Regions from separate parts of the Mus musculus genome. Here region 2 is linked to region 1. A link is a loop called in an ENCODE intact Hi-C map of the cell type or tissue named here. Cell type or tissue: heart. All regions are shown on one strand. Links, peaks and the distances in the headings refer to the core of each region. The heading gives the core; the rest is flanking DNA. Region 1 overlaps Nos2 (nitric oxide synthase 2, inducible). Region 2 overlaps Lyrm9 (LYR motif containing 9).

Evidence for each region. Hi-C counts contacts between places; a loop is a spot of excess contacts. Peaks named below come from ENCODE experiments on the same cell type or tissue, not always from the same donor. Only the 100,000 strongest peaks of a DNase experiment are listed, where the experiment ranks them.
Region 2: a loop joins it to region 1, with 8 times the contacts of the local background. A loop is called at or near these places in 28 of 42 quality-filtered maps.

The regions. Positions count from the first base shown.
Region 1 is chr11:78,955,316-78,957,815 of GRCm38, reverse strand. It overlaps Nos2 (nitric oxide synthase 2, inducible), which reads right to left. Exons shown (of 27, transcript NM_010927.4): 24 at 2,355-2,476; 25 at 1,172-1,320; 26 at 212-406. Among named protein-coding and RNA genes, the nearest start is that of Lgals9, 28 kb to the left of the region's middle. In heart, for the core only: a CTCF peak has its summit at 1,362 (motif pointing right); a DNase peak (open chromatin) is centred at 1,345; H3K27me3 peaks cover 1,862 bases.
Region 2 is chr11:78,831,202-78,846,920 of GRCm38, reverse strand. Lyrm9 (LYR motif containing 9) reads right to left here. Exons shown (of 4, transcript NM_001076681.2): 2 at 10,763-10,903; 3 at 8,739-8,831; 4 at 3,022-7,798. The coding sequence starts at 10,888. The coding sequence ends at 7,781. Among named protein-coding and RNA genes, the nearest start is that of Lyrm9, 12 kb to the right of the region's middle. In heart, for the core only: a CTCF peak has its summit at 8,690 (motif pointing left); no DNase peak of the experiment used is centred there; H3K27ac peaks cover 551 bases.

The sequences.
Region 1 (2,500 bases), core at 1-2,500:
ACACTGGCCTGATTTCTCAGCTAGCTGGCAACCACTATGGCATGGAAAGACCAGGCTTGAGGAGCCCAGCCGGCCCCAGGTTTCTGCAGTGGTGCCGAGGATCTCAGGGCACACACCTCCCCCACCCCAGTTCTGCATCCCTGGTCCTAGTTCCAAAGGCTTGTGACCTTGGTCTACTCCCCTCTGGAGGGTCCCACCCCAGCTCCCATACCTTGAGCTGGAAGAAATAGTCTTCCACCTGCTCCTCGCTCAAGTTCAGCTTGGTGGCCACCAGCTTCTTCAATGTGGTAGCCACATCCCGAGCCATGCGCACATCTCCGCAAATGTAGAGGTGGCCCTGCTCCCCGTGGAGCACGCTGAGTACCTCATTGGCCAGCTGCTTTTGCAGGATGTCCTGAACGTAGACCTAAAAGCAGAGGACACGGTGGGACCAGCCCTGGATGCTGGTGTCACTGTGGTCAGGCACACTGGCCATGGGGAGGGGAAGAGGGCCATTGAGGGCTTCAGTCAGGACCTCAGCTCAGGATAGACAAGTATCCTGTCCTCCTGGCCAATGGAACCCGTAAAGCTTCCCTCAGGTCACCATACTTTAGAGACATCAAGTTTATAGCTCTGCCCAGGGCTGTGAGATCTGCCTGTCTACACCCCGGAAAGAGGGGGCTTCCCAGTATGTATTAGCCCCAGCTCTGATTTGTAGCTCAGGTATAGGCTCCTAGGCTTTCCATTTATAAAGAAGGTCCTGCAGTCAGTCAGGAGTCTGTTTGTTTTTGTTTTTCATCTAAGATGACCAGTGGTCCAGCTTTAGGATGCAAATGGGGTCTTCAGGGAATGTTCACATGGTCCTGAATGGAAAGTGTGTAGGCACTGTTCATGCCCCTGGAGCAGAGTGCCAACCTGAGGGCCCTGGGGGGAATCAGCTCCACCTTCCAGTCTTACTGAACTAAGTGTAAAGCCAGCCCGGCCCAGCCCTGCGTCCCAGAGATGCTGGGCACCTGCAGGTGTTTGCACTGTGGAGATTAAACTACAGTGAGCTTGATGTTGTCATCGTGCTCTTCATCTCTCCCTGCCACTGTGCAACTGTCTTCACTGCAGGCTTGGAGTGGAAGGGCTGTATAGCCTGGGCAGGGGCCATCATGCGTGCTCTGCCAGCTTGCTGGGTGGCTGCACTTACCTTGGGTTTGCCGGGCAGCCGGGAGTAGCCTGTGTGCACCTGGAACAGCACTCTCTTGCGGACCATCTCCTGCATTTCTTCCTGATAGAGGTGGTCCTCCTCCGGGTGCCGGCACCCAAACACCAAGCTCATGCGGCCTCCTTTGAGCCCTTGAAGATCCAGAAGGTTGCAGTTACCACAACGGCCACCAGAGGGCAACCTGTGAGCACCAGGTACCCAATGGGTAGGTTTCTGATCTGGCATTATTCCCATTTTATAGCTAATGGTGGCACTCTTAAAAAACATGGTTCAGGAAAAAAAAGTATCAGTTCTGATTATGTCTACACATTGCTATTTCTTTTACTTGACATATTCTATTTTAATCTTACTTCTTCTTTTAAAATATTATTATAGCCAGTTCTTGGGAATTAGAAGCAGGAGGATTGATTTCCTGCAAATTTGAGGACAGCCTCCTCTGTATAGGGAATTTTCAGTTCATCCAGGGCTACAATAGCAAGACTTTGTCTCAAATATGTATAGGTGTGTGTGTGTGTAACATGCTAAGGACATTCTTTTAGTGGAATATCAGAAACTCGTGGCCTTCTTTTGTGAAAATCATCTCCCCTGACCCAGATGCTACATCAAATATAGGTGCAGAGGCCTCAGGCATCTTGAAGGTCAAACATTGCTAAGGGTTTCTTCCAGAAAAGCCTCATCTGGAGGATTCCAGACAGAGCTGTCCATCCTTCCCAGCTATTTCTCCAATGAAAAGAAAATGTCTTCATCTAAAGTCTGTTACTCTCATTCCCCCTTCACTCTGGGGACCCCTACACAGGCTTATTAATCTCTGTGTTATTAATGGATGGTCCAGCAAGGAGGCAAGCATTTAAAACCCAGCAAAATGGGCTGATGAGATGGCTCAGCAGGGAGAGGTGCTTGCCGTCGTGACTGACAAGCTGAATCTGATTCCTGGAAGAAGTAAAACAAGTTGACCTCTGACCTCCACATGCGTACCAGGACATACACACTCCTCTAGATACCTTAAAAATTAACAAGGAAACATGGAGACGTGGAGTGGGCAGAGCACAAACACTCCACATCTGTGTACCTGATTATGGGATATGGTGTAGTAATTTGATGTGCCTGTGTAATGATCAGGTCGGTCACAGTGACAGGCACACTCCCTATTGAGTAAGAGCTGTACCTTTGTGCTGGGAGTCATGGAGCCGCTGCTGCCAGAAACTTCGGAAGGGAGCAATGCCCGTACCAGGCCCAATGAGGATGCAAGGCTGGGAGGGGTCCTCAGGGAGCTGGAAGCCACTGACACTGCAGGAAGACAGAAGGAGAAAG
Region 2 (15,719 bases), core at 7,556-10,055, 120 kb after region 1:
GAGACAGTATCCAAGTGATCCCTCAGGAAAGAGACAACCCAGCTGTACTCTCCTTTTCAAAGATTAATTTTTATTGTTTTTAATTCTCTACAGTATGCACATATGCACACGCAGTCACAGGGGCCAGAAGAGGGCATCAGAACTGGAGTTGCGGGTGGTTGTGAGTCATCTGGTGTCAGTGTTGTAACCAAAGCCAGGTCTTCTGGAAAGAGCCGCAAGCACTGTTAACCACTGCGACATCTCTCTAGTTCCCATCTTTTTCTGATTTTTGCTATGAATTTGGCTGTTTGCTTCTGGAAGACAGATGGTCAAACCCAGCTTCTCGGGAAAGAGCCTATGACCCCAGGCTAGGTTCATTTACTAATAAAAGCCTGGCATCTCTGTTTCATTTGGTGTCTGGATTTTGGAGGCAGAGAGATAAATCAATGTCCTTAACTTTTCCTCTTGAATCATCTTGAATTCCAGGAAGAACAATTTTTTTTAAAAGACAGACTCCACCCTCCACCCCTCCACCGCCAAAGTGTCTGCACTCTCACCAATGAACAGATGATTGACAGATTAACAATAGCCTATTGGATCATCTTGCAGAACGGAGCAAAGTCAGTGATGGGCTGGACCACCCACTACTCAGTAGGGGTGGGACTACTCAGTCATGTACGCCTCTGGTCATTGGAAGGTAGCCCTCATATCAGCATCCTGAAGATGAACTTGAGGTCATTGTGAGGCAGGACGGGAAGACAGGGAAAGCTTCGGGGAAGACTGGGAGGGAAAGCATGAGACCAGAACCTGGTTTGCCCTTCCTGCTCATAGGATTAAAATTTTTCAGCAAAGTAAAGCAGAGTAAAGGCAAAGTTGCTCTCAGAGGCCACCTGCATTTCCCTGAAGACATCTTGTCAAGGGCGGTAAACAGGTGGTGCTTACTCAAGGTTTCAACCTGTCCTTTTTCCTTACCCAAGGAAAAAGCCTGTCCTTCTGTCCTGAGCCTTTACACGCACCTCACAACTTTGTTGACAGAGAGAATTCGTTTTCTTTTCTTTTCTTTTTTTCTTTTCACTTTGTTGTCCTAGAACTTGATCTGTAGACCAGGCTGGCCTCAGGCTCAGAGATCCACCTGCCTCTGCCTCCCAAGTGCACCACTACAGTCAGCTGAAATTCTTTACATTTTAGCCATGTTGCAAGGTACACTCTTTGAGCAGTGTTAAAAGGAGAAAGGGGGCCAGGCGTGGTGGCGCACTCCTTTAATCCCAGCACTTGGGAGGCAGAGATAGGCAGATTTCTGAGTTCGAGGCCAGCCTGGTCTACAAAGTGAGTTCCAGGACAGCCAGGGCTATACAGAGAAACCCTGTCTCGAAAAACAAACAAACAAAAAAAAAAAAAAAGAGAGAAAGGGGGGTTCTTAACTTTTAAAGATATAACCTCAGAGCCACCAAACCTCCATCTATCTCCACTGTAAAGAAATCTCCCGGACTCTCCCAGAGAACCTACTCCCCTTTCAGGCTTTCCTGCTCTCTCTCTCCTCTTTTCTCCTGCTCTTAATAAATCCAATTGCCTCATATTTGGCTCACCCTGACATTCATTTCTTTGTCAAAGCCATGGGTTGGCCTGGGTGATGTTCTCCAAAATGAATCCAAAGTGTGACTTGGAGATGTGTCTCTTTTGCGGATGACAACTTTACTCTCCCTCCCAACACGGCCACTCTGGCTAAATCTCCCTCTGCCTTTCACTATGACTTGCCTCTTGAACTAGTTTATTGGGATTAGGTGACTATGACTTGCTTGTTGGCGCTACAAGAGTCCAGTCTTTTACCTGAAAAACTTCAATAGCAAATGAGCAAGTCAGTGCCCCAGCTTCAGGAAAGCCTTTCACACTCTTATGTACATTTAAAACAAATCAAACAAAAAACTAGGTTTAGCTTTGGGGATCTTAACTTCCCCAAACTGGGGCCCATCCAGATAAATGGCTCATTTTCCAGACAGTATACACAACGACCCAGGGTGCATGGGGAAGGGGGATGAGAAAGGCGGCATGGTTCAAGAGCAGAGGCTGCTGGTGTAACGGTGTCTCCTCCAGATCGAACGTGTCCGTCATCATTCTGAAGCAGAGTATTGGTGATAATCCCACTAGACCATCACAAGAGGGGACTTATCAATATTTCATCAAGGAAGGAAGGAAGGGAGGGAGGGAGGGAGGGAGGGAGGGAGGGAGGGGAAAGTCCCAAATGAGACCCCTGAGATTCCAGTCACAGTTGCTGAGAGTGGGACCTCCCAGTGCTGGCTCACTGCACATGCTCCTGATAAGACAGCTGGGTAAGGATGCTTGCTCATGCGTCTCTGAAGACTCCTCTTTTCCCACAGCTGTTCGCTGACCCTAACTTGGAAGTAATGGCTTTCTTCTGCGTTTCTGCGCTCCAGGTATCTGCCAGCAACTACATTTGCTCTGCCATTCTCTTAAGCTTCCTTCTGCCTCCATTTAAAAATTCTTTTATCAACATGACGAAGAACCAGCAAAAGGGAAGCCTAACTCCCCAGAAACATGTATCTTACTCCATTCTTTGGTTGAACTATAAAGGGACATCACATCATGCATGGGATGCCTTGAAGCTCCCCTCTGGTAGCGCTCCTCTACGTAACCCAGATGAGTTCATTGGCTCTCCAAGCTGCATCCTTTCTTCCATCTGTCTGCATTCTCTTTCTCTGGGATAAAAAGATGTTTCTTTGTGTCTCCCCAAGAAAAGACATACCATAGCTAGTTATCAAGGCTTCCAGACTAACATTGGGACAACAACATGTACAGAAACTCAGAGACGCCCCCGAATCCAAACAATTTAGACATCTGGCTTATTGGGGAAAGGCCGACAAAGTGCCAACCCTTCTGTTGGCCATTCCCAACATTACACTGTAATCCAGATGTCGTGGTCCCAACCTCTCCAGACCCCTGTAGACACCAGAGTGTAGAGATCACTGAACAGACCCACTCCAGATGACCAGACTTAAAGATGTCCATTTTCATTACCCAAGGCTAAATGGTTTAGAGAGTGGTAGCTTTATTTTGAAAGGCATTGGAAAGTCCAGGTATACAGTAAGCGCTTAGTGCTGCTACTGTGCCACAGAGGCAATGCCCACCCTCCTTACAGCTCTGCCCCCAAGGTGAGCTCATTGTCCTCATTTATCTGAGCCCCACAATTAGGATGATCTTCAAATTCACAGGCTCCGAGAGTGGGCTCCTAGCACTCAGTCCACACTGCTGTCTGGGCGAAAAGGGAAATGTTGATGGCTAAAGTTTCCCCAGTAAAGTATTAAGATCTAATTTTACTGCACCCTCGGGTACAAGTAAGACCCTAAATAGGTGGCAGTAACTCACTTCAAGGGACATCAACGGGATGGCTTCTAAGTCAGGCAAGTTGATGATATGGGAGATTACAAAGCTTGGGCCAGCGAGATGACTGAGTGGGTAAAGGCACTTGCCACCAAGCCGGATGGCCTGAGCACTTTGGTGCATAAAACAAACACTCGGTAAAAATAAACAAACAGATAATAAATAAATAAATAAATAAATACCCTGTCCAGGCTCTTGCTGAGTGTCCTTCCTAGGGCTACCTCCACCATCTCTTTTTAAAGATTTTATTTATTATGTATACAGCATTCTGCCTCCATGTATGCTTGCAGGCCAAAGGGCACCAGATATCATTATAGTTGGTTGTGAGCCACCATGTGGTTGCTGGGAATTTAACTCAGGACCTCTGGAAGAGCAGCCAGTGCGCTTGACCTCTGAGCCATCTCTCCAGCTCCCAGGGCAGCATCTCTTGTTGAGTTCCTCCAAAACTAAAGATTGTCTAAGTCTTAATTACATTTCTAATTCTTAATTACATTTCTTCTACATTGTAGGAGACTACTTTGCAGGGAACACAGTACCTGGGCTAGTCATTTATAAAATTAGGAGCGTTGGTACATACTGGTATAAGCATGCTATATAATTTCTTTATTTTATGATAATTTTCTAAACTATTTGTATGCATGTGGGTGTGTGCACCTGAGTGGAGGTGCCTGCAGGGTCAGAGGTATTGGATCCCTCTGGAGCTGGAGTTACAGTCAGTTGTAAGCTACCAGATGTGGTTCTAACTCTGACTAATGCCAGAGCCGTAGGTGCTCTTAGCTACTGAGCTATGGCTCCAGCCCCAAAATAATGTATGCTTTAGATTACTGTTGTTTTTATGGTTATCACTGTGTGTGTGCATGATGTGTGAACGCAGGTGTGTGTATGCCACGTGTCTCATGTGGAGGTGAGAGGCATTGGTGTTCTCTTTGCTCCTTAACACAGAATCAGGGGATCAAACTCCAGTCGTCAGGTTTGCACAGCAGTGCCTGTTGGAACCATCTTGCCAGCCCCTAGGAGCTAAATCTTGCAGGAGCCAATTACCTCTCTTGGTTGATAGGGTAGCTTTGTTTACAATGAGGTCACATTACAATCCTTAACTAAAGCCCTCAAAAACACAGGAGATGCACTAGCTGGCTCCCCTACACCCCACTCTCACTAAATTCCTTGACCGATACTCGAACAAAACCAGAGAGAATTCGGTTTCTTATTAATAGAACAAAGAAGGGTGTGCATACGCCTGGATTCTACCTGTTGCACTTAGGTCAATAGCCAGGACCTGTAGCCAATCATATTCAAGGAGCAGAATGGCCTCAGCCTGTGAGATGAGGCACCTATGGAGGTTGGCACTGGATACTGTTCCATCTGTGCCTGGCTTCTGGCACTTGGGAGCCATCACTGGCCGCTATTCCACTGACTTCGGTCCTATGCTAACTTAACATGCTTGGGGAGGGGATCTTCTCCACACTGCCATTTCCATATCAAACTGATGCCACTCCATGGTCTACCCACTGCAGACAGAGCCCGTGCCACCGTTCTTGTCCCCATCCCATCAAGTAGGGCCAGCAACTGCAAAGCAACTCTGAAGTCAGACTTCCACCTGCCACCAGGTCCTTAAGAACAAGAAGGAAAGGCCTGTGAAGACAGCTCAGCACAATGAGTAAGATCTGCATTCAGACCCCTAATGCCCACAGAAAAGCTGGGCTCACTGGCACACACCTGAGGCCCGGGTGATGTGTGTGTGTGTGTGGCAGGAGAGAGCATGAGTTAGACCCCCAGAATCTGCAGGCTAGCAGTCTCATCAATCAGTGACCTGTGGGGAGAGACCCTGCCTCAGAATGCCAGGTACTGAGCAACAGAGGGGACAACCCATCATCAACCCCTGCTCTCCCTGTGCACACACAGGTATACACAGGTACTGGCACATGTGTGTGTGGACACTCACACACATACATGTGGACACTTACACACACACATGACTGGAGAAGACATCTTGGAGAGGGATCAAATATTAAGGACACATTCATGGAGATTCAGTTTTTCTCCCTCACTTTCTTTCTTTCTTTTTTTTTTAAAGTAGCCTTTTTCTTTATGTTTTCCTTTTTCTTTTTGTTTATATATTTTCTGGCCCTGCTTGCTCCGGCCTTATTTATTTTATAAATGTGAGTACACTATTGCTCTCTTCAGATACCAGAAGAGGGCACCAAATCCCATTATAGATGGTTGTGAGCCACCATGTGGTTGCTGGGAATTAAACTCAGGACCTCTGGAAGAGCAGTCAGTGCTCTTAACTGCTCTTCAGCCCTCTCCCTCACTTTCAACAAATGAAATAAGCCCGTCTTCCACCCTTATTTTATCAATAGGGAGACCCCACCAGATACAGGTCAATGTCCTATGTCATAGGGATAACCTGGCCACTGATCTGTATTGTGTTCTCTGAAACCACCCTCATAACAACGGGACCCCACACCCCTCTCACACTCCCTGTGAGTGGCAGCCCCAGCTCCTCAAATCAGTGTTAGTCCTTTCTCCTCAGCCCCATTCTAATGAACAACTCTGCCTAAGGCCAGGCATGGTGGCACACATGGCTACTCTACTGCCACGAACACCACCAGGTAAGGATTGGTCCCTGGGCTCAGATGGACTGGACAGCAGCAGTGGGGATGGAGGGACTGCGGCTTTGCTCTTGCCCTTTGCCTGGCAGTCATCTGGGAGCCCAAACCTGTGGCTCTGCTTGTCTCTGAGGAATGATCCTTCCAGGCAAGTGGGTGTCTGACTTACCCAAGTCCTTAGCGTTGTTTGACACACGTGTCGAGGGAACAATCCTATTCAGAGAACAGCAGTCAGGGAGAAACAATAGAGGGCTAGAGAGATGGCTCAGCGTGAGCGTGAGTGTGTGCGTGAGTGTGAGCGCTAACTGCTTGCAGAAGACTCAGGTTTGGTTCCTAACACTTACATCAGACAGCTCATACTGCCTATAACTTCAGTTCCAGGGAGCCCAATGTCCTCAGGCCTCTGAGGGCACCTGCACACACGTGGTACACACAAATAAAATAAAGATCTTCTTTTTTTAAAGAAGAAATAATAAGAGCCAACAGATGACTCAACAGATAGAGGCATTTGCCACCAAGCCTGATAGCCCGAGTTCAGTCTCTGGGACCCACATAGAGGAAGAAGTGAGCTGCATCCTGCAAACTGTCCTGACGAGCATTTATCAGCAGCAGCAGCAGCAGCAATGTGTTGTGGCACACCTGTATCTAAGTGCTTGGGAGGCAGAGACAGAAAGACTGCTGAAAGTTCAAAAGTTCAAGGCCTGCCAGTGTATACACTGAGATCCTGTCTGAAATAAATCAAAAGAGGAGGAAGAAAACTGTGAGCTTTCACAAGTGGACACACGTGCTTCGGGACTGTCCGCCCCTTCTGCTTAGACAGAGGTCACATCATCCCGCAGAACTGCAAGGGCACAGACAGGCACTAGCTCACCTGAGTGCCCCACGAACATTCAACCCCCAGTGTGGCCTCTCTGCATCTTCTGGCTACTTCGCCCACCTGGGCCACTTCCCCTTGGACCCAATCTCCTCTCCAGAGAGGACACACTGTGGAGCACGGAAGCCTGGACCTGCTGGTGTCTACCCTGCCTACTTGCACCTTATTGCTGGTCTAGTGTAGTAGATGTTTTCCCACTTCAAGGGTCAGGGTTTCTGCCTGGAGCATATTGGGAGGAAGCCGCTGCTTAACAGACTGACGGACACAGCATGGCACAGATAAGAGGGCGTGTGGACTCTGAGAGGAGACAAGACGCACTCACAGCTGAGTCACTGAACAGGACGAGGAGCACAGCGGCTTCCTCGCAAGGTCCCTGTGCAGCAAGGTCCCTGTGCAGCAAGGTCCCTGTGCAGGGAGCTGGTGTGAGCTGGCACGTGACTGCCGCCTCACCCCCCCAGGCTCACTCGGGCACCTGACAGATGGCGTGTATGCCGGCTGGGATTCAGATCCACAGCTGCCTGGTTCTCAAGCCCGTTCGTTTCTTTCTATACAGGTGGTCATCTGAGGGGACATCTCTCATGGGGCTGGGAGATCGGTGACGGGACCTCCAGAATAAATTAACTGCCTTCAGGGCAAAGTAAAAGAACAGATAGGCAAAAATGAGAAACACAGAGAAGAAGCAAAAAAACTCCAAATTCTCCCCAAATTGCATATCGTTTCTGTCTGGAAAAGCAGACATAAAAGACGCTGGAGACATGGCTGCAATGACGAGAACCACCTCACCAAATGTCAGTTACGATTTCTTGCTTTCAGCCAACAAGATCAAAGAATATTCCAGAACTGATGCTGTTCCAAGAGCAGAAGGCTTCTCAGTTCCAAGTGACTCCAGGGCAGCTAAGCGCTCGCCGTAAGCTCCAGACACTCAGTTTTGTTTCCTATACTGCAAGACAGAGAGATGAGAGACGGGTGAGGGAAGCCATGGGGGAGGGCTCTGTTGTGTCACACGGGCCTCTCCACGACTGCAGGGGTTTCTGGGAGGTGGTGAGACTCCATCGGGAGACCCTTCACCTTCACATCGAGTTGGTGCCTAGGCCCTCCTTCTTTAATGAAAAGGCTGGGAGGCCGAGGGCACTGGGACTAAGCATGGAACTCACCAGGGCTCGGCCTTATTCTGAATCTTGTTTGTGGGAGAAAAGTCCCAGGCAGAGGAGACCCTCAGACACCCAGGGTCCCCAGCCAATCATCGAGGCTTTCCTGCCTTTGTTTTGATTTTTCTGTCAGGGATAAGCCCCAGCGGCTTCTGCACTAGGCAAGCAGTCGACCACTGAGGTCAATGCCCTATCAAAATCTGTTTTTACAAAGTGGATTTTAAACCCCACATCTGGAGCGTCTGCGCTAGGACAACAAGGATCTGGGGGCACACTCCAGTTCTCCACATTCCTGGTGCCTTTATCCCACCTACAGTCTAGGTGTTGGTCCTAGACAGCAGCCTAGTCTTGATCAACTTCACACAAACTCGAGCCACCTGGGAAGAGGCACCCTCAGCTTCTACCGGATTGGCCTATAGGTGTCTGTGAGGTATTTTCTTAATAAATGGTTGATATGGAGGGCCCAGACTACTGTGGGTGGTACCACCACCAGGTCCTGGGGTGAATAGGGCAGCTGAGGGAGCCATGGGAACCAAGCCAGTTAGCCGGCTTCCTTTAAGGTCGGCTTTGGGGACCGGAAGGGGGGGTGGGGGGGACAACCATAAGAGATTATCTTCCTACCTAGGAGGAGTGCAGGTGCCTCTGTTTTCAACTGTGATGCGCGAGCGCCCCCTGATGGCCGAGGAGGTTACAGCATTCCCATTCCAGTGCCAGGGCCAAGCAAGCACTTACTTTGTTCATGATCCAGTCGGCATCTTCAATGGCTCTTTTAATAATCTGCTGGATTCTCTCGGAGTTGTCTTCATCTGAATGAACTTGGAAACTCTGTAGGTTTCAGCACAAACGGACATGGCCATGTGAAATCCAGAGCTTTAGAGAGCCCAGTCCCAAGAGACCGTGAGGCACTGGTCACCTAGCTCTGCTGAGGTGTGCTCATCCGGCCCACCCTGCTCTTAGACCACAGCTTTGGAGCCCTAGTTTATTTGGCAGCGGAACTGTCAGTGCAGCCCGCAGGGAGGCGAAAAGGAGACCCAGCCACTGGGCAGCTAGGTTATTTGGCAGGGCCAAGGGGAGCCACAATCTCTGGGGTTGATTTGCTCAGCACAGGAATCTACATCGATGGAAGTGTGCTGGGGAGGGATTGGCCTCGATGCCACTAGGTGCTGGTGCTGGGAGAGCAACGGGGAAGGGAGAGAAGGCACAGGGACAAAGGACCCTGGGAAATCCGGGGGGCTTCTGACCAGTGACCTAAGACCTGTGAACCTCAGGTTTCTTCCAAAAGAATGGAGTCCTCCCTCCCTTGATTGTGCTCCCAAACCCACATTCACTTTCCTACTCATCCCAGGAGCCCACTCGGTGCCTGTCCAGGAAGTCTCCCCTCACTGCCCCAAAGCTAACCATCACCCTCTGTTTCCCTCAGCCTCCTATTGCTACCACTGTTTCTCTTTTACTCTGTGAGACAGGATCTCACTCTGTAGCCCTGGCTAGCCTGGAACTTACTCTGTAGACCTGGCTGGCCTTGAACTCAGAGAGATCCACCTACCTCTGCCCCTTGAGTGCTGGGATTAAAGATGTGTATCATCACAATGTATCTGTATGAAATTTAATTTTTAGCTCTTTATTTGGAAATCATTTTCTTTTTTAAAAAGATTTATTATGTATCTAGCATTCTGCCTGCATGTATGCCTGTAGGCCAGAAGAAGGCACCAGATTTCATTATCGTTGGTTATGAGGCACCACGGGGTTGCTGGGAATTGAACTCAGGACCTCTGGAAGAGCAGACGGTGCTCTTAATTTCTAAGCCATCTCTGCAGTCCCACCGTTAAATTTTTATTATTTTGTTTGTTGCATGGTGTTTTGCCTGTGTCTATGTCTGTGACCATGTGCATGCAGTACACGGGTGGCTAAAGAACAGAACCGGAATCCTCTGGAAGAGCTGCAGTGCTCTCAACCTCTGAGCCGTCTCCCCAGCCCCAGAAGTGATTTCTTATAGGAAGGTAGTACAGGGTGCACGGGACCCTTTACCTTGCTGGTTGTGTCATTCTCTCTTCAGAATCTTCTAAAGTAAGTGACAGGCACTACGCCTTGTCCCCTAAAATCCTCACTGTGTGTTTCCTGACAAAGGGACCCTCTGATGTAACCTCAGCAATCAAACTCAGACAAATCAGCATCAATGCAGCTGATCCCTAATCTACAGCGAGTGTCCTAATTCCCACTGCTGCCTTCCTCTCTGGCTGAGGATCTGGGTCAAGCCTTCCACTGTGACATCACTGCAGTCGCTGCTAATCGGGAGCTGCTGCTTGCCCTTCCTGGTGGCCCATAAAACTTTGTTCTGATTCTATCTATCTATCTATCTATCTATCTATCTATCTAGACAGGTCCTCTTTCTGGGACCAGGGGTACCCAATCCTCTTGTCTCTGCCTCCCCAATGCTGAGTGCAGGCCACCATGCCAGTCTTTCTGGATGTTGAACTCTGGTTCTCGTGCTTGTACGGCAAGCACTTTATCAACTGATTCCTCTCTCCTGCCTCTACCCAGTCTGTTTTGATAGCCTTGGAGCTGTCTCATTCAGGCCCCAGCACAGTGCTGAGATGCCAACGGATATAGCCGCTGTGCCACTGACAGAAGCCAGAGGCCAGCTGCCCATGTTTGCAGTGCTTCTTATGAAACTCCTAGGCCTGCTCCCAGGTACCTGTGGCTCTGCCCCCCCCCCCCCCCCCCCCGCCAGCGCACACCTCCCCCAGACCTGTTCCCACCTGCCTGACAGCATGCTTGTAGTGCTCCTGGATGCCCTTGGTTGGCAGCTGCCGGCAACAACGTAACAAGTAACGGTACAGCTGCAATGGCGTCTGGACCAGCTCTGCCCCTGGCAGAGGGGCCATGTGCGAGCCTCAGCCCTGAAAAACACAGAACATCCCGTTCTTAGCCATTGGGCCAGTTCCATGGTGGCACCGGTCTCCAGTCCCAGCCCTCTGTGAGCCATCTGCACAGAGGCTTGGTCCCCCTTGTGGCCCAACTCCAGAAGCCTACACCCTGAGCTGGGGCTAGCCTTAGCATACAGCAGGCCCATGAGAACCTAATGCAAGTGTAGAAGGAGATGTGCCACCTCAGCCCAGAGTCTTGCAAAAGCTTAGCTTCAGGTGGCAGGTGAAACAGGGAAAATGAACAGAAAACCCCAGGTGACAGTCACAGAGCCGTCAAGGCTACCGACATGCTAGTGAGGGCATCGGGCAAGAGGGTGGGAAGCCTGAAGGTCTAAACCTGGCTAGTCAAAAAGTGTTGTTCCCAAAGCACTAACACTGGTATGAAATAAAATCTTGGGCTGGAGAGACGGCTCAGTTCTTAAGAGCACTGACTGCTCTTGAGTTCAAATCCCAGCAACCACATGGTGGCTCACAACCATCCATAATGAGATCTGACACACCTCTTCTGGTGTGCCTGGAGACAGCTACAGTGTACTTACATATAATAATAAATCTTTGGGCCGGAGCAAGCGGGGCCAAGCCGGCTGACCAGAGTGAGCAAGGCTGAGCGAGCGAGGTTCTGAATTCAATTCCCAGCAACCACATGACGGCTCACAACCATCTATCTGCACAGCTACACTGTACTCATATACATAAAATAAATAAATCTTTTTTTAAAAAAAGGAAATACAATCTTGGGCCCTAGACAGATAGCTGCATGTTAATGAGATGCTAAGCAGGTCAGAATGCACAGTGTGGATCCCACGAAGAAGCTATAGATGGAGTGACCAAAGAGAAGCTGGGACTAGGTATGTGACTTCATGTTACTGAGTCATTAGTTACAATGAGCACAATATTTATTTAACATAAAAACTGATGCAAACATATGAAAACTAAGCACAGAAAGGTAAGGTATCTTGCCTAAGCTCACACAGCTGACAAAAGGTCTGTCTGAAATTTAATTTCTGGCTCCAGCATCCAGTAATAAAAGAAAGGGGACCTGACACCTTCCATGAATTCCAGACCAGACAGACAATATAGTGAGACACTGCCTCAAAAGCCATGTTTGTTTGTTTGTTTGTTTGTCTAAGGCCTAGAGAGATGGTTCTACAGTTAAGAGCACTTGCAGTTCCCAGCACCCACATGGCTGCTCACAACTGTCTGATTCTTCCGTTACATCCAGGATCCAATACCTCTTCTGGCCTCCAGAGACACCAAACATACACATGGTGTGCACACACTCATGCACGCACATGTGAGCATTCACACACACACACATACGCATTCCTGCACACACGAGTTTATGTACACATATGTTATTGCACATACACAGGCATGCACACACACACACATGAAAGTAAACAGTCATGCCCGTAACATAAAACATAATTTAAAATCTTTTTAAATATTAGAGAAGAAAGACGCTATTACCATACAAAACTTCACAGAGACACTTGGCAATTCTCACAAGTCCGTCTCTGCAGGAACCACCATTGCCACAATGAAGAGCAATGAAGAGCAAGCTTATCCAACCACCATTACCACAATTACCTCTGCCTCCCTCCAGCTCCTCCCTTCCCAGCTCCAGCAGCTGCTGACTGGCTTCCCCCACCCAGGCTCCTTCACATGTTCCCAAGGTCTGTGTCAACGGAATGGTCGGTCTGCCATGCTTCCTTCTGTATCTAAGGAATCCATTTATCCATCTTCTGTGTCTATGTCCGTCTGTCTGTCTATCTATCCATCCATTTATTTTGGCTTTTCAAGATAGGGATTCTTTGTAGGCCTGGCTGTCCTGGAACTTACTTGGTAGATTAGGTGGGCCTCAAACTCAGAGATCTGCCTCAGTCTGTTTCCTAAGTGCTGAGACTAAAGGCATGCACCACTCCTCCATGCCCCCTCCAGCTTCCATATTTTTAAAATTTGAATCTGTTTTTCAGCTATTACATAAATCATAAGAATTATGGAGTACCACAGGATACTTCAAAACTTGTGATTTTTAAAGGCTTATTTTTTCTAATTATAGTATGAATGTCTGTGGAGGGTATGCACATGTGAGTACTGGTGCCCAAAGAGGCCAGAAGCATCGGATTCCCAGGAGCTGGAGTTCCTGATCAGCTACCCAAGGAGGATTCTGGGAACTGAACTCAGGTCCTACTGTACAAACTAAGATGAACTTGTGTGTGTGTGTGTGTGTGTGTGTGTGTGTGTGTGTGTGTTTACACTCAAGAGTGTGTGTGTCACAGCACACATGTGAAGGTTAGAGGACAGCTTGCAGGAGTCAGTGCTCTCTTTCCATGAGGTAGGCTTGAGTTTTGAACTGGTGTCATTAGGCTTAGAGGCAGGGACCTCCCTTCCCCTGACGGAGCCATGTTATTGGCCCAGATTTGTGTTTTGAAGAGAGTACAGGTGTTTCTAAATGGTGGGCTCTAAAATTCGAAGATCTGTTACCCTTCCATTAGGTGCCTCCAGCCCTGATCTTGCCTGTGTGCCCACTGCTCCAAGGGACCATGCCTGGCACCCAATGTCAGTCCATTCTATTCCACACTTGATACCAAATGAGCTCTGACCCGCTATCCTGGATGCACCCATGTCAGCCCCAGGAATGTGCCCCAGAATCTCCAACTATCAAGAATGTCAGTTCTCTACAGCTCCGCATGGCCGTGGCTCCCTTCCCAGCCTCTCAGTGGAAGCCCTTTCTCACTGCCCGCGCCCCACCCTCCGTGGGAGTGAATCACTTTGATGTCATGCGGGAGGCTCTGGTGGTTGAGCTGGGCCCAAGCCTCAGCACTGGGCCTGGCCCCCAGCAAGCTTCACACTGGATGAACTGAACCAGCCGTGGACCCTGTTATCTCCTCATTGCAGGCTTCCTGTCTAGGAGGGAGAGGCTCCTGCCAGACGAAAAAGCTCAGAGAAGGGACCGAGTGACTGGTGTTAGTTTTAAAGTTGCAAAGGCTGCAGAGAACGCTGCCAGGAGAACCACCCACTAGAACTGCCAGACATCCCTGCACTAACATGGGAACCATGATAGGCTGGGGTCAGAGGCACCAACATTCTATTTCAAGGATATCTTTTCGGAACAATACACACTCGTCTCCTGGCTCGCAGATAAGCAACTGGTACTGGAAGACTCCCTTCCCAACTAGACTCAGTAATTCTACAAGGGATACCATCTTGCCTCCTCTTGGTTCCAAGCAGAAGGCAGAGCTGGAACTTGCTAGAACAAAGTCTTAAAATGTTAAATCCATAGGAAGCCCAGGCCCCAGAACTAATACCCTGACAAATTACTCCGATTACCTGCAAAGCTGCTTGGAACGGCGATTCTGTCATCTTCAACCTGAAAGACTCTGATAGATCTCAACACCCCACTTCTACTTCCAGGGGCTGGGGTGTGTTTAAGTTGGTAAAACGCCTGCCTAGCGTTTAGGAAGTTCTGGGCACAATCTCTAACACTGCAAACAGAAAGCATGCCGGTGCAGGCCTGATATGCCAGCACTAGGGAGGTGGAGGCAGCAAGATCACAGGGTCACCCTTGGCTATGTATGTAATGAGTTTAAGGACAGCCTGGGCTATATGTTTCAAAGACCAGACCAAACCAAAACCAAACCACTTTTATGACCCATTTCAATGGTTGCAGCTGTAAGGAAGTCTAAACAGGACAGGGCTCTTCAACCCCCTGATTTCAGCAGAGTGACTGGCCCTGCTTTAGCCTAGCCCACAGAGGGTGACCTCATAAGCTGTGATGGGGGGTGACTGGAGCGAGCGGGGTCAATCGGAGCAAGTGGGGTTGACCAGAGCGAATAGGAGTCCTAAATTCAATTCCCAACAACCACATGAAGTCTCACAACCATCTGTACAGCTACAGTATACTCATATACATAAAATAAATCTAAAAAATAAAAATTTAAAAAAAAAAAAGCTGTGATGGGCAGGACCCTCAAGGACAACCACAGAGGACACACTACAGTCCCAACTCGACAGGCAGCTCCCCTGGCAGGCTTCCCCAGACTATATAAAGTGCTAATCAAATATTGTAAAATGCTAGTCCGGAACAGATGGTTACCATCTGCGGCCCTCAAACTTAACATTTGGAAAAAGCACAAGTTTGCTTCACTGCTTTAAAACCCAGGCAATACTTAGTAACCAACCCAGCAAGTATGGGCGGAAGATTATTTTCAGCTCAATTATATTACTTAGTCATTCTTAGTAATAACCAGCAGAGAATACATGTGTGGGTCCACTGAGAGGAGCTGAACTAAAAACTGTTTTAATTTAATTTAAAGTGTGGGTTTACTATTATTTAGGGGCCACGAACCGTCACCAAGACTATAGTGGAAGCCCCGACCCTGGAAAATGCTTGCTCTCTTGTTCTGCCCTTCGGACTTGACCTCAGACTCCAACCCCAGCTGTGCCCTATGAAAGCTCTTCCAGGAACCGATGCTCAGATCGCCCCTCAAAGCCCAACCAGTCCTCCTCCTTCTAACCCTAAGCCACTTGAACTCCTCTCAAAATCCACCTCTCTGTGCCTCTTAGATTTACAGCTCCTTCCAGTGCAGACTCTTCCTGCCTCACCTGCCACAGTCTAGAACCGGCCTCTCCGCCTTCCATCCATTTCCCTACCTGCTCTCCACCCAACAGCCTAAGTGGTCCTGAAACAACAAATTTCAGGGCACCCAGTCTCCTCCTAATCCCCCTTGTCCTTGTCACCTCCGAATCCTCCCCCACCTTGTCACCTTGGCAACTTTTCTCAAAA